Regions from separate parts of the Homo sapiens genome. Here region 2 is linked to region 1. A link is a contact called in ENCODE Hi-C data. All regions are on one chromosome and are shown on one strand. Each heading gives the region's core, a stretch centred on a gene start or an enhancer-like site at or near the end of the contact. The rest is flanking DNA. Distances are from core to core; before and after follow the strand shown. Region 1 overlaps MYO5B (myosin VB). Region 2 has its middle 50 kb from the start of SKA1.

What was found. A loop is a pair of places that touch in the nucleus more often than their neighbours do. Pooled maps may share reads with other maps.
Region 2: a loop to region 1 is called in a map of Right ventricle myocardium superior, with 7 times the contacts of the local background. The contact joins two enhancer-like sites. A Hi-C loop is called at or near these places in 11 of 168 maps with a recorded cell type or tissue (A673, B cell, CD14-positive monocyte and 6 more), 34 of 37 single-sample maps with no recorded cell type and 23 of 50 pooled maps.

What each region holds. Positions count from the first base shown.
Region 1 is chr18:50,011,217-50,016,062 of GRCh38, forward strand. The region is part of intron 4 of MYO5B (myosin VB); the gene reads right to left. Among named protein-coding and RNA genes, the nearest start is that of MIR4320, 110 kb to the right of the region's middle. Within about 2 kb of position 2,300, at least 3 of the 41 ENCODE cell types and tissues checked have a DNase peak (open chromatin) inside an H3K27ac peak, as active enhancers do.
Region 2 is chr18:50,422,322-50,427,167 of GRCh38, forward strand. No RefSeq gene overlaps it. Among named protein-coding and RNA genes, the nearest start is that of SKA1, 50 kb to the left of the region's middle. RefSeq lists a cis regulatory region at 2,734-3,354. Within about 2 kb of position 2,975, at least 3 of the 41 ENCODE cell types and tissues checked have a DNase peak (open chromatin) inside an H3K27ac peak, as active enhancers do.

The sequences.
Region 1 (4,846 bases), core at 1,050-3,549:
CTGTAGTCCCAGCTACTCGGGAGGCTGAGGTGGGAGAATGGTGTGAGCCTGGGAGGTGGAGGTTGCAGTGAGCCAAGATCGTGCCACTGCACTCCAGCCTGGGCGACAGATCGTTCCTCACTTCTCCAGGTGGCCTCTGAGGTGATCTCCTCTTCCTTTGTGATTATAACTGCTACCCACAAGTTGTCCACACTGGTATTTCCCCAACCCAGATACTTCCTCTGAGAGCCAAACACATATGCTCAACTGCCCACTGGACAACTACACGCGGAAGGTGCACAGGCGCTCCAAGGCCTGCACGTCCAAAACAGTGCTCTTTAGCTCCCCACCAATCTGTTCCTCATCCTGCCTTCCCGAGGGATGGCTCAGCAATGAGCAGGGAATCTGGGAACTGCCCGTGACACCTTTCTCTCCTTTACTGCTTGAGGCCAAGCTGGCTGTATTGCTTTGAATTTTTTTCTAATCCACCCCACGAAGCCCTGTTCCTCCTCCTTTCCCTCCTAGATGCTACCACAGCAGAACTGGTCTTCCCATGATAATTCTATGCCCTACTCAATCCATTCCCCCTCACTGCTGCTGGAAACATATTTCCAAAACACTCATCTGAATGTGTCCAGGCCCTGCTTAGCACCCTTGCACCAGACCCTGTAGTACGGTGGGTATAGTTAGGGCCTCTGACACTCCAGGCCCTGCACGAGCTGTTCCCAGAGACCATTCCAAGCAGAGGTGCCAGGCTGTGTAAAGAGTGGGACAGCATAGGTAGTGTTCAGGGAAGAGGCAACGCTGACTGCAGAACCATTATTTGCTCACCACAGAGTGGTTTCAACCCTGGCTGTACATTAAGAAGTGCTCGTGGAGCTTAGGAAACTACTTCTGCTGGATCCCACACCACACCAATTAGATCAAAATCTCTGAGGGGTGAGGCCCAGATATTTGTTTTTAAAATTCCACAAGTGCTTCTAATATTCTACTAGAACATGAGTTCTGCTAGGGTTAAGAAGCACTGCTACAGACTCAGCTTAAGAAATGGGTCACTACATAAACATGTTCAGGAACTGGCAGCAATTCAAATACCTTGTAACTTGTTCATGGTCAACATTAGCCTAATACAATGTACCACTGAACTGAAAGATGAGCTTGAAAAAACTAAACAGCCTTTAATTTATGAATGTATTAACTGCTCTTCCTGGCTGAAGACCACAGAAACCTTTATTAATTCCAAGTTCTAGCTATTCGCTTATGATAAATCACCTAGAAATACAGACAGTTTCCTCATTAACTGGACTTACATTGTTGACAGACATACAATTGAAATAATGATGTAGACTGGTCAGCTTTGGATGTCCGAGGTACACAGATGCACAAGCATTAAGATTCAGGTGCAAATCCTGTTTATCGCCCAGGCCCAATGCAAAGGCCATCCTAGAAAACCTGCCCTGAAAATTCACCAGAAAGAAAGTGCTTCCCCTTCCAGGGAACTATTGCTCAGCATCTGGGTGCCCCTTCTGTGGCTGCTACCTTCTCTTCTCCTGGGTGACATTGACTGCACAGCAGCTGAATGGTTTGTTGAAAGCCATGCTGTAAATTCAGAACCCAAAGTAGACAAAGGTTAGCATTCCTTCCTCCTCCCATGCAAGGACCCTTCAAACACATCATGGGTCCAACCACAGGAGAGGCTGCTTTGAAAACAATCTGCTTCAGACTGAAGGCATTCTAGCAAAGACATAATCAACCTCACGGCTTAGCAGATAATTCATGTAACTGTGGAACTCAGAGCAAGCACACAGTGAGTGCTGGCTGTACTTATCTAAAGTACTCTTTTATTCATAAGTCTCTTTAGTACAATGTCCCAAAGTCTGTGGATCCTGGGATACAAATGAATTACATCCATAAGGTTGCTAAACACATCTGAGTCCTTGAAAGACAGACTCGCTTTAGTGGGCCAGAAAAGACCCAATAATGAAAAACAAATCAATCATTCATTAGGCTGGCAGGAAAACTTGCTGACCTCAGAAACATCTCTAACAAAACTAAAATTGAAGAATACTACCCACTTTTTTCAGCCACACCAGTCTTGGAGTGGTAACATCTGGGAAATCCTGGCCTACAGGTCTGAGTATGCCAACTCCATGCCTCCACACAGCACCTTAGGCTTCTGAGGCATCCCTCCCAACTGCACCTACACCCTGAGATTTTAAGATGACAAATGACACCATTTCAATAGATGAGAAAACGACACTTATGTCAAGCACTGAGCTTCTGCAATAGCAGCCTCAGGCCAAAAACAGCCAGCCCTCTTGAGAGAATTACAGATTCCCTCACTAACTTGGGCTCAGTGAGACAGTAACCCAAGATCTTGCTTGTAGTAATTCCAATGGATTACTCACCTCCCTGCCCTCTCTCGAGTGTCCTTTTATACAGCACAGATGTAAGTGGCCAAGAGTTTGCAATAAAATAGTAGACTTAGGTAACACAGACGACCAAAACTCACAATCATTATCCATTCTACCCGACTTCAAGATCACATGCGAAACCTCAGTTTTCCCTTCTGACAACGTGAGGCAGGTCAGAAAACACTCACTTGCTTCACAGAGACGGTAAGAGTACAGAGCCAAAGAGATTTATCCAAAGCTTGGGTTTCCCTGGCAGGACCCAGTGCTGCTCCTTCCCCCTCCACTGCCTAGCCCAGCAGAGGGGCTGGCAGGGAGAACTTCCCACAGGTTACAGCCTCAGGTGCCGCTGGGTATGCTTGCTGAGTCACCATGGACAAGAATCCAAGACACAGAGCTCTACTTCCAAGTCAGGAATCTTTGACCCCCTCAATTGTGGTCAATTTCTCTAGCTTCTTCCTTCAAATTCTTTACTTAAAAAAGTAGTAAAACCAGGTTGTATCATAAAAATGACATTGAGGTGGGCAGTGTTAGGAAGAGAAACCCGGGGTCCAAAGGGCTCACAGTTAAGAGAAGCAGTAGCAGAAAAACTGATTAAGTAGTAAATACTTTGTTTCACAAATGTCTACATAAAAAAAGTCCCAAAATTATGGAGAAAATGGATGAGAAAGGAAAAAAAAAAAAAAAAAACTACGGGTATGGTTAACTTACAACAGAAGCTATACAGTGTTATTTATTAATGATAATGCAGTGGTCTTCTTTAAAAAGACTTTGAAAGGGCATTTCCACCTCAGGCAAGTTATTTCATTTCTGTAAAACTTGGTTTCCTCGTTTGTAAGAGAGAGTATTAATGATCCCTTAACTCTCTCATTATGGGTTGTGGTGAGGTGTGTAAGGTGCCATCAGATTGGGTGAGATACAGCCTGCAATTTGGTGACATTAGTTCACTGTAATGCGGCACCTACCGCCCTATCTCCTGCAGTAAATGAAGCCCAGACTCTCCTTACAGATCTGTCAGAGCTTTTTAAGTGTCCCCACTGTACCATTCTGGCTGGATGAGGAGCCCAAAGGGGACAGCTGCTATTTTACATGGAGTGTTTTCTCTCCCTGTAGGATGGGAAGGATGTCTGTTCTACCCAAGTACCTACAAACATCTCGGCCCCAAGGGAATGAAGGTGGGGTTCAGCTGTTCCATCCATTAGGCAATTTTTTACCGCACAGCTCCCTTGCGTAAAATGTTAAGCTGTGTAACTAAGTGTAAGAAAAGTGCTCCCTTGAGGGACTGATGCTCAAGTAAGGGACCATGCCTAGCACGTCTAAGACAAAGAGAAGCATCTGTGTCAAAATAGACTCAACAATCTGAGGGCTCAGAGAAGATGACCCTGGGGGAAGTCTCCTGGAATTGGGGGTCTTGCTAGATTTCAAAATGTTAACAGCCCTAAGGTTGACCTTGACCAAAAATTAGAAGTTTGTACAGACAGAAGGGAAGCTGAAAGATAGGAATTCCCTCTGCAGTGGGTTCACGGGACAGGGATCAGGGGGCTGAAACAAAGACAGAAATGTGTGGGCTTTTTCTCTGGGAGGACAATTTTGGGTACAAACAAGTTCTTAACTATCTTGTGCATTGGAGGGAAATGAACCCCTCTGACCTAGTGAACTTCATTTTTGATCAAAAATTAAACTATGGCTTTCCCCATGAGTAGGGGAACTGTTTTATTTGACCACTCCTTTGGCTGGGTAATGTAATTAAAGCAATCTTCAAATATTTCCAGGATCAGAATTTGCTTGTTTTGCTTAAATTTTTTCTTAAACTATTCTGGGTGTTCCTTTAATAATTTTATTTCTTGAAATCTGACTATTTTCAGTAATAGTTATAAGAAGTCCCTTAACATTTGTAAAATCCCAAAAGGTGAAATTTTTTAAGTGTTCTTTAGTATTTCATTAGTGTCATCTGTCAAAATCTACAGGCATTTTCAGTTTTAAGTTAAATATTCTGTTGGCGCAGCAGGTGTGCCCAGGGCAAGGGAAGCTGGCTTCCTGGTAGTTGACAATTATCTTCTTTGGGGACACATGAAGTCACGCCACATTATCTCATCCCAATACAGCTTCCAAGGCCCCAACCTTCTGTGCCATCGAGGTGAGCAAGCACCTCCTCCAGGTGCTTGCAGTAGCCTCTGCTGAATAAACAGCTCCTGTTGTAAGCAGCACGTCCTGCCTGTTAGGAGCTCTCTGGTATGAGCACTGTGATTGTGCTCCATGGGATATTTGGTAAGGGCTGATCTGGAACATATTAAGATTCTTGCTGGAACCAGAGTCACCTCCAGTCCTGGTCATCTTGAGCACTATGGGCTCTAAGACCAGGCTGGAAAGCCTACCTCGAAAACCTGTTCAGCAATCACAATTTGGTGATACATTTTGCAGAGCCATCTTACAGATTCCCAACTGGTAGAGAAGTG
Region 2 (4,846 bases), core at 1,725-4,224, 410 kb after region 1:
TAATAATTAAGGTAAATACTTCTGCCAGCTGTCTTTTTTCATGTCCTTCATTTTATCAGAAGCAGCTTTTAGTATTCGTAATCTAGAAATAAATGACTCACTTCTGGTAAGCATTTCCAAGTTAGAGAGCATGATAAATCATACCAATAATTTGTTTCCCTGAATTGAACACCCAAACCTCTGCTGTTCCATATGCAGGGCATGGAGGTAGGTGTTCTCTTCTATTCTGAGGATTTCCTTGGAGGTGGGATTGGATTCAGAGATGTATATTCACAAACACCAATGCCATTATGAGCATAAGCTGGCTTCTACCTTAGAGAGAACAGCTCTTGCTGCTTTCCTAACTTGCTCTGAGACGAGACTCCTGGATTTGCAGCAGCCCTGTCATGTAAACTGCCAGATTCCCAGTTCTGGAGCCCAGTTTGTCCTTTTAAGATTAGAAAGCAGCAGTGTTCTAACCCTGTAGCCTAGGAGTTCATGTGGCAGATGTGATTTGCTGCTTGTGTATGCCATAAGGGCAGAGACAGAATGATTTTTAAAAATCATGTTTTTATAATAGTCATTTGCAACATTAAGAGATTGGGCCCCAAGAGTCTAATGGCTAATTTTATAAGGGGTTAAATCTCATGTGATGTTGACAGTCCTCCTCTGGATGGCTATAATCTCAAATAGCGAGAGTCTGTTCCCTGCCGTAAAAGATCACATGGATTACTTATAAGGATGAAAAGCAACTATCCCAGTCTCCTTAGCCTTTAATTTATCTTCCTTATCTGATTCGACCTCCTATGTTGGCCATTTCTCAATAATCTTTTCCATCTACTCTTTGGTTCATCCTGTATCTATTCGTAAACCCAGCCCTATCCTCAGCCTCTCCTGGCTGCATGTGGTCTGAACATTTGGTCCCCTGAAATATACTCTTTCATGCCCTTTTTAGTCAGTGGCTTCTGGGGAAGATCTTGAGAGAAACTTTCCCATAGTGGCTTTTCATCTTTTTTCCCCTACTCTAATAGACAAGATAGATCTGTTTGTCCACTTGACAAATATCTATTGAGCATCTACTTGGATTCAGGCATGGTCTTAGGGACTGAGGATCAGTGATCTCAAGAAAGATATAAGTTTTTTCTTCCACGAAGCTCACATTCTAGGAAGGATTACAGCTAAGTAAATGAAAAATAGTAGTGTGATAAATGCTTTGATATGGGCATAGAGGATATTACAGGGACATGTGAAAGCACCTAATATAAATGTATAGGGATGATATGGTTTGAATATTTGTACTCGCCAAATTTCATGCTGAAATTGCAATCCCTAATGTTGGAGGTGGGGCCTGAGGGGAGGTATTTGGGTCATTGGGGTGGATCCCTCATGGCTTGATGCTGTCCCCCTGATAGTGAGTTCTCATGAGATCTGGTTGTTTGAAAGTGTGTGGCACCTCTGCCTGTCTCTCTTGCTCTGGCTATCCCCATGTGACACACCTGCTCCCCCAGTCCCTCTTTACCTTCTGCCATGATTGGAAGATTCCTGAGACCCTCACCAGAAGCAGATGCTGGAGCCATGCTGATACAGCCTGCAGAACCATGAGCCAATTAAATCTCTTTTCTTTATACATTACCCAGCCTCAGGTGTTTCTTTATAGCAATGCAAGAATAGCCTAACACAAGGGATCAAGGAAAATTTCCGGGGGAAGTTGCACTTATGCTTAGACCTGAGAGTGATTAGGAAGAGATGGGTTCCAAGTAGAAGGAACAGCATCTAACATAGCCATAAATGACACATATACAGGTGAGAATCCAGGAGTATGCCCAACCTTCAAGTGTATCTTATACTTACCCTTTTCTTCCCTGCTTAAGAGAGCATGTAGAAGAATATAAAGTGAGCAATAAGTCATTGTAGGGATAAATATGAATCTGCTCTAACTTTTTAAAAAGATAAATCGTAAATTATTTACAAGTTTTCTGTTAACTGAGAGTCCAGATATGATCCCACAGACATGCACTTTCAAGATGATTTAATGTTCCAGACAGTGTCTTATGCATAGACATTCATAAGGAAACAAAAAAGTCATAAGGGGCCAGGTGTGGTGGCTCATGCCTGCAATGCCAGCACTTTGGGAGGCCGAGGCAGGCAGATCACCTGAGGTCAGGAGTTCGAGACCAGCCTGGCTAACATGGTGAAACCCTGTCTTTACTAAAAATACAAACAATTAGCCAGGCATGGTGGTGGGTGCCTGTAATCCCAGCTACTGGGGAGGCTGAGGCAAGAGAATCACTTGAACCCGGGATGCAGAGGTTGCAGTGAGCTGAGATCACACCACTGCACTCCAGCTTGGGTGGCAGAGCAAGATACCTTCTCAAAAAAAAAAAAAAAAAAAAAAAAAAAAGGCCAGGTGCGGTGGCTCACGCCTGTAATACTAGCACTTTGGGAGGCTGAGGCGGGTGGATCACGAGGTCAGGAGATCGAAACCATCCTGGCTAATATGGTGAAACTCTGCCTCTACTAAAAAATACAAAAAATTAGCCAAGCGTGGTGGCAGGCACCTGTAGTCCCAGCTACTTGGGAGGCTGAGGCAGGAGAATGGTGTGAACCCAGGAGGAGGAGCTTGCAGTGAGCTGAGATCACGCCACTGCACTCCAGCCTGGGTGACACAGTGAGATTTCATCTCAAAAAAAAAAAAAAAAAAGAAAGAAAGAAAGAAAGAAAGAGAAAAAGTCATTAGAGAATGCACTGAAGCAGGAAATGTGAAAAAGAAAAACAAATTTTCCTCTCTCCTTTGGTATGAGTAAACGTCCCCCACAAAATTCCTCCCCACTCCATGTGGTTGTACTCTGCTCTGCAAGTTTTATGAGTTTATGGATTCCTATTTTCTGTAACTAGTGACTGTAAATTTCTGTTTTTCATCTGAGTAGCACAGTGAAGGTCATGAGACATGCCTGAGCAGGACTGGACTGCAGCCATCTAGGCACCATAGTGAAGGATATGAGATAAGCTTGTGCAAGGCTCTTGAGCAAGCTGAGATAACAGCCATCTGGGCCGCATAGCAAGAGTCACATGAAAGCCTGAGTTATGAACCTGTCACAGTTTGATTAACTGCCTTTGTTCTGCTTCCGTACACTTGCTTTCATGCCACTGCACTCCACGCCACTGTAAACTTGTTTCAAACTAGCCAACCACCTTTCAGAAGTGTGTATAAAAGTCAAGCCCTGTCTTTGTTCAGAGCCCAGCCTTTGGATGTTAATCCACGGGGCCTAAGTGCATTCAATAAAATCTTCCTGTTCCACCCAGAGGTCTCTCCAGTCTCCTGATTCCCGCAACAGCACCATCTCCCCAAAGGTAATCACCATTAAGAGTGAAAACAAATTCTTCTAGTGTTTTTCCTTTCCAAAAAGATACACATTATCAAATTTACAAAAAGAGCCTTATGTAATACATGTATGACTGGCTTTTAACATGTGATAGATTATAAACATTTTCATGTTAATAAATACTGTTTTATAATATAGTTTAAATACCTACAGGCTGGGTGCAGTTGCTCACACCTGTAATTCCAGCACTTTGGGAGGCCAAGGCAGGCAGATCACCCGAATCAGGCATTTGAGACCAGCCTGGCCAACTTGGTGAAACCCCATCTCTACAAAACACAAAATTAGCCAGGCGTGGTAGCACACTCCTGTAGTCCCAGCTACTCTGGAGGCTGAGGCAGGAGAATTGCTTGAATGCAGGAGGCAGAGTTTGCAATGAGCCAAGATCATGCCACTGCACTCCAACCTCCTGGTTTGATCCCAGGGATCAAAGCCTGGGCAGTAAAGTGAGACTCTGTCTCAAAAAAAATAAATAAATAAATAAAATAAAAAAATAAATACATACTTTCTCATGTGATATATTTAATTAGTTCTGTATTGTTAGGCATTTTGGGTTCTTCCAAATTTTTATAAACATTATATCTCAAAAAAGTCTGTAAGTTGTGTAGATAAATCTTTCTAGCTTTAGAACTTCTATAAGCATTTCTTCCTTTTCTTAGGCTGAATCTGAGACCCACTCATCATACTTTGATTAGGTGATACAACAAAGAAAAATTTGGTTGTGAAAGCAGCAAGAGTAGAAAAAGCATTATGACTTCATTTTTATAAATAAGGCTTTCAATTTATATTTCCATGATAACTTTATCATTTGTTGATATTTATTTACCAAAGTGCTACAGAACTCTTCAAAATATGAAAAGCCATGGGATTTAACCATACAACAAAAATAATAATATTTTAAAATAATGTTTACCATTATATCAGAATGGAATGATTTTAGGTCTGAAAAAAGATGTTTACCATTACAAAACAAAGGAGGGTAATTTTAAAACTTGCTTTCATAATTTGTAATCAAATTTGGTAAAAAACTAATACTTCATGTAAATTCAGGGGGAGGTTGATTCATTCCAAGTTCAGGTTATTTAAAGCATTTAAAACTACACAAATGGCAAACCATTAATCATAATTAAAATAAACATAAATGGGATTGTTTATGGTCTTATGATACCGATTTTAGTTTGGAGCGTCATAAACCATCAGTCTAAATTTACTGTGTCCAAGTAGACTTGACTTGTTGGATTAGAATGTGTAAACTGCTTAAAAACATAATATATTGCCCTCAGGAATTTCAATATTTTTGATGCATATTTTAAAATTGAAATAACTTGTCAGTCTTCTATTTACTGTTGAAAAGTATTTAAATCTTTTTCTATTGTCTTCCTAATTGAAGTCAACCATCATTTAATTTTTCTCCTTAGTGTTTCTGCTTCCCTTACCTTATTCAGTAATAAACTTATTACTGCTGTCCTTATTATAATATTATCACT